Regions from separate parts of the Homo sapiens genome. Here region 1 is linked to region 2. A link is an interaction called in ENCODE POLR2A ChIA-PET data of the cell type or tissue named here. Cell type or tissue: PC-9. All regions are shown on one strand. Each heading gives the region's core, and the rest is flanking DNA. Links, peaks and the distances in the headings are about the cores only.

Region 1 (2,902 bases), core at 246-2,745, 1.6 Mb before region 2:
CTGGTCTAGGCTCCCAGCAGGTCGTTCCTGTCACCTATCCTGCCATGGCAGCGCAAGTCAGTTCTCTCTAGCCGGCAGCTCCCATTGGGGATTGCAGCCAAGGAGAGTCCAGGTGGACTTTAGTCAGCCAGCAGTGGAGAGGAGACAGGAGAGAAGCCCCTCCTTGCACAGTTGACTTGGGCTCTGGTTTTGCTGGCAGTGCCCAGTTCTGGCACCTTTGCCCCCTGGTCAATGAGTACCAGGGTGGCTCTGGGTCAGAACAGTGACCAAAGGGCTGGGTGGGAGTGGACAGGTAGTGGGAGGGGCAGTGAGAGATGCAGGAAAGGGCTGTAGCCCTTTGTGGTCTGACTGAGAGAAGGAGAAAGGAACGAAGAGCAAGCACAAGCACGGGGGAGAAATGAGGGACTTTCTGTGTCGTCATCTTTTCCTGGTGTGAGGAGAGACCCTACCAGGCGGACCCAGGCCATCTGCTCTGCTCTAGTCCGTGGGCCCAATAGGACCTCTGCAGAGGTACCCAATGGCCCATGGCTACAGTGGACCTGGTACAGAAGAAAGAGAGCTGTACCCACTCCTCAGGAAGCCCCAGTAGAAGGGATAGAACGAAGATACAGCCCCGTCCTCAGGGCCCTAGTCTGAGGGGAGACGCAGCCCCGTCCTCAGGGAGCCCCAGTCTGAGGGGAGACGCAGCCCTCTCCTCAGGGAACCCTAGTCTGAGGGGAGACGCAGCCCTCTCCTCAGGGAACCCTAGTCTGAGGGGAGACGCAGCCCCGTCCTCAGGGAGCCCCAGTCTGAGGGGAGACGCAGCCCTCTCCTCAGGGAACCCTAGTCTGAGGGGAGACGCAGCCCCGTCCTCAGGGAGCCCCAGTCTGAGGGGAGACGCAGCCCTCTCCTCAGGGAACCCTAGTCTGAGGGGAGTGGTCTCCTTAGGTCCCTGCAAAGGCCCTTGCCTCCCTCACCACCTGTACTTCTGTGGCTTTGCTCCAAATTCATATAAACTGAGATGGGAAATCCTAGGAACTGAAACACTGTTAATCACCCTTTATTATTGCCCTTCCCTGGGTGACTCAGCCGTAGGAAAATCACAGCTCCTGAAGTGAACCCGGAAAGAAAACTGAAAGGGAGAGTGATGAGTGAGAGTCAGCTACTGCCACAGCCTTGGCAGCCACATAGCCTTGTCCCCAGAGGTTGCTGCTCTCAGCTGGTCACAGGCAGCTCCTGTACGGACAGAGGCAATGGGGTGGGTCTGGGCCAGGGGACGCCCAGTCCCCAGGGAGCCCCTGCAGCAGGGCTGGCCCTAGATCCATGCAGGGGCCAATGCACAGTGGTGAAAGCCTGGGGTGATCTCAGGGCCAGTGATTTGCTGTCCAAGCCTCTGACTCCTGCCCTTCCTGACTCAACCACATCCGGTTTGGGCTCTTGCAGGCTCCCACCTGGAACGCCCTCTCTTCCCTCCTGCGTGCCACACCCCGCTCTCTGGCAGCCCCTGATGTCCTCCTCAGAGCTGTCCTCACACCCTCTGTCTCAGCCCTTCTGGGTACTTGCTGTCACCTGACTGACTTGGGGTATGTGGGGTCTTTTGTCTTTTCTTCTCACTTGGACCCTGAAGCCTCAAGAACAGGTGCTTCCTGCAACAGAATGTGCTCAGCCCTTAGGAAAACCTGAATGAAGGAAGGAAGAAGGAAAACCAGAACCCAAACTTTTAGTTTTCTTGGCAGAACCAGAGATTGGGGGCCATGAAATGCTACGGGACACTGACCTGGCTGCCTTTCCCTAGGAGTGTGAGAGGACGAAACTTCTCCAAGCTAAAGGGGGCTTAGAAATCACTTGAAAACAAGCTCTTTTGAGGGGAAGGACCGGCCAAGGCCACCCTGCTTGCCAGCAGCAGAGCGAATGCTCATGCCGGGGTCTGCTGCCTCACTCCCTCTGCCTGACCCTCCACCCTTGTACCTGGACCCTGGGCTTTGGGCCAGGCTGAAACCCAGAGCAAGACATACTGTTCTGTGCTACTCCAGTGGGGCGAGGCGGGCAAGGCAGCCATGGCAGTGGCTGACCTGCTCCACCCACAGTGGGCACATTTCATCACCATGAGGGCTGGTAGCTTCTGTGGCCCAGGGAAAGCTATGCTTTGCAAACACTGAGCTACCTGGATCCCCATCCTGGTTCTTATGCAAGCACTCGGAACATTCCAGCCCCAGCCAGTGGTGAGAGCACAGCTGCCTGGATACCCTTCTCCTGCCAAGGCAACTCCTGGGGTCACTGTAGCCTGAGGTCCTGGCATGGGCTGCTCAGGAGGGGTCCTGCCCAGTTTTTCCTACTGCCAATGGCAGCAGTGTTTCCTACTGCTGATGGCAACGGTGTTTGGAGATAATCATAAAAATTATGATTCTAGGTTACTCTACCTGGCACTTCACAAACATTTTATCACCTAGTCCTCTTATGAACCCAATGAGGTAGCTACTGTTATTATCCCCATCTTTCAGGAGAAAGGCATTGGGGCCTGAAAGGGGCAGAGACCTGCCCAGCTGGCACAGCCAGCGTGTGGTGGAGTCGGAACTGCCCAGCTCCAGACCCTTGTTTTCCCTCACCGCACTGCCAGTGACCCAGCTGCTGCCACACCCTCCACCCTCGAAAGTGCTCCCAAGGAGAAGGCCACCTGAACTTCGGGCACGAGAAACAAGCCCTCTGGATAAGTTACAAAATGCTACAGGTGCTGGGGAAATAGGTGGTGCCAGGACCCTCTGCTTAGCCATAAACAGTGCATATTGAAACCCACTTAGGTCGGGTGTGGTGGCTCACACCTGTAATCCCAACACTTTGGGAGGCCGAGGTGGATGGATCACTTGAGGTCAGGAGTTTGAGACTAGCCTGACCAACATGGTGAAACACCACCTCCACTAAAAGT
Region 2 (2,902 bases), core at 228-2,727:
AGAGATGGACAGTAAGCTAATAATGACACCAAGACATATATAATGATGTGTACAGTGAGGGCTGGGAAGGGAAATTGGTGCTATGAAAGAAGGTATGAAGAGGGTTCTTATTTGGGTTGGGGCTTCGGGGAAGACTTCTCTAAGAGACATTTAGGAGAGACAGAATGATTGGAGTTAGCCTGTTGGGATTGGGAGAGGCTTCTGAGCAGAGGGAACAGAATATGCAAAGGCCAACAGGGCCCAAAAACTTAGAAGGCTCAAGGAAGGGGAGTAAGGGCAAAGGAGGAGGACTAAAGTTGGTATGGTGGTTGAAATGCCATTTTCCCTTCTCGGCACCCAACCCTACCATCCCTCCTACACGCTTGGAGTCCCTTCCCTCTTAATCTCTATTCTGGCCCTACAGACCCCACCCTGCACCCTACTTGGGGCTGCCTCCCTTATTCACCACCAGCTAGCTGCATCCTTGCCCTAAGATCAAGTTATGCCAACCTTTCCCTTTACCCCAGACCTCTCAGAATTCTAGAATTTCAGAGCTAGGAGGTCCTTAAAGGTCACTTATTTCAAACATCTACTCATATATTGTAGGTGAGATGGGCTTGCCAAGGTCATGGGGATAGGCAGTGATGAGCATTTGCAAAGTGACCCCAAATCAAGGGTGTGGATGTCATGATATGGACTACATCATATCAGGCAAATGACAGGAAGTGTCTTTCAGGTTACTTGGTTACAATGATTCAGGTAGGTCGATTGGGCAGTTTCACTTCCATGTTCCAGATGGGGAAACTGAAGCTCAGATTACAAGACCAAGGGCTCCCTCTCCCTACCACCTAAGTTTTATTGGCTCTCATGTTGGGTAACTTCTTGCTGGCACACCTGGCCTTTCTTTTCTAATGGAAGAGGAAGGGTCTAAGGGACTCACCACTGCTGTAGGTTGGCTCCCTGAGCACAGGAAGAGAAATCCGCTCAAGCTCACTCAAGTACAGGTGCATTATTGTGAGGACAAACACAGTGAGGGGGATGGGCACTCAGAAATCCAAACAGGAGTTGCAACAGGGATGGTTTTCCTGAACCAGATGGGCATTTTGGATTCAAGGTAGCTCTAGGATCATCATCTACAGAAGTTTCTGGTGCTTCTGTATTCTTCTGGTGCTTCTGTATTCTACCTGTGGTAGAATAAAGATGGCTGCAAATCCCATGTTATCCTTCCTGTAGAGAGGCAGAGTCTAATTCCCTTCCTCTTGAATCTGGGTTGCTCTTAGTGCCTTGTTTGTGCAATAGAATGTGACATGCTGAGTTGAAGATGCCTTGGAGCTTCAGCTCAGGCCTCTTGGAACGTTCTCTCTGGAAGCCCTGAACTGCCACCTAGGATGTCCTCTGAGTTGCTCTGAGACCGTCATGCTGGAGGGGCTCTGGCTGACCATCCCAGCTGAGTCCAGCCTTCCAGCCATCTCCACCAAAGCACCAGAAGATATGGGAGTGCAGCTGCCTCAGACCTTCCAGACCAGCCTAACTGCCACCTGAATTGCTCGGCCAAGCTCTGTCCAAATTCCTGACCCATCGTCATGGGATATAATAAAATAGTTGTTTTAAGCCCCTGCGGTTGGGAGTAGTTTTTGACAACAGCAATAGATGACCACCCTGGCATGACTCAGTCACTCCCCAGCATCTGCTGCTTTTTGTCCATGCAGTTCCTCTCCTGAGTCATGGTGTCTGCTTCCTCATAACTTCAGCTTTCCAGGCATCATGACCTCTCCAGCTCAACTCTCCTTCATGGCCTTCCGGTAGCAGCTGCCAGCATTCACTGACTCAGCCGCTCAGGATAATGGGCTGATTGGACAGGCCCCCATTTCAGGTCTAGCCACACATACATCATTGGGCAACCTGTGGGTTGGCTGCCCTTGAGTCAGATGCCACCCTGATCCAACCAGCTGGGCTGGAGGAAGGGGTCATGGACATGAAACAAGGCTACCTGGGGGCTGCCATTTCTAGGCAGTTTGTGGGTGGACCCACTTAGGAGGGGCAGGAGGCTGGCAGGCACCGAAAACACACCTCCTTGCATCTTCCCTCTTTCTCCCCTCCTCTAGTGACCATTCATTCCCAGGGGCACAGTAATGCAGTGTATGTACCATGAAAGTCCTCCAAGTGGCCCTGTCCAAGGGCAGGTCCCATTGCAAACTGTACAGGTAGGTCAGGTAACTTACAGCAACCGAGTCCTCTGTTATCAGGACTTTGACATATATATTGTTAAAGAACATAGCCAATTTACTTAGCTTATTTTTATTTATTTTTTAAGACAAGGTCTCACTCTGTCACCCAGGCTGGATTGCAATGACACAATCTTGGCTCACTGAAACCCCCACCTCCCAGGTTCAAGTGATTCTCATGCCTCAGCCTCCCAAGTAGCTGGGATTATAGTCATGTGCCACCATACCCAGCTAATTTCTGTATTTTTAGTAGAGGTGGGTCTTCACCATGTTGGCCAGGCTGGTCTCAAACTCCTGGCCTCAAGTGATCCACCCGCCTCAGCCTCCCAAAGTGTTGCAATTACAGGCGTGGGCCACCGCACCCAGCCAGGACTCTAATATTTTTATTTTCATATCACAGATGAGCAAAGTGAGGCTCAGAAAGGTGATGTGGTTACCCTAGCTCAGAAAATTCAGGAGAGGAAGAACCCAGAGGGAGATCTAGGTTTTTGACTTCTGGTGCGATGTGCGTTCACATCAGCCAGAGTCCCTCCTCTTCTTCCTCTCCTTGGAGATCACTCTGCTTTTCCCACCAGCTCTTCCCCAGGGGCTGGGAGAAGCAAGGCCTTTCCCTGTGAGGCTCGGGCTCCAGTCCTCTGCTTCAGATGGAGACCGTCCCTGTTCCTGCTTTTCTATTTCTAGCTTTTTGCATGTCCTTT

Evidence for each region. Peaks named below come from ENCODE experiments on the same cell type or tissue, not always from the same donor. Only the 100,000 strongest peaks of a DNase experiment are listed, where the experiment ranks them.
Region 1: POLR2A ChIA-PET joins it to region 2 with 6 read pairs; 1 of 35 experiments calls an interaction of 5 or more read pairs at or near these places.

What each region holds. Positions count from the first base shown.
Region 1 is chr6:39,278,846-39,281,747 of GRCh38, reverse strand. No RefSeq gene overlaps it. Among named protein-coding and RNA genes, the nearest start is that of KCNK17, 34 kb to the left of the region's middle. In PC-9, for the core only: no CTCF peak of the experiment used is centred there; DNase peaks (open chromatin) are centred at 1,227, 1,297 and 2,117; H3K4me3 peaks cover 799 bases; H3K27ac peaks cover 2,470 bases.
Region 2 is chr6:37,629,367-37,632,268 of GRCh38, reverse strand. MDGA1 (MAM domain containing glycosylphosphatidylinositol anchor 1) reads left to right here. Exons shown (of 17, transcript NM_153487.4): 17 at 1-1,590. Among named protein-coding and RNA genes, the nearest start is that of MDGA1, 67 kb to the left of the region's middle. RefSeq lists an enhancer at 616-665. In PC-9, for the core only: no CTCF peak of the experiment used is centred there; DNase peaks (open chromatin) are centred at 808 and 1,738; H3K27ac peaks cover 2,500 bases.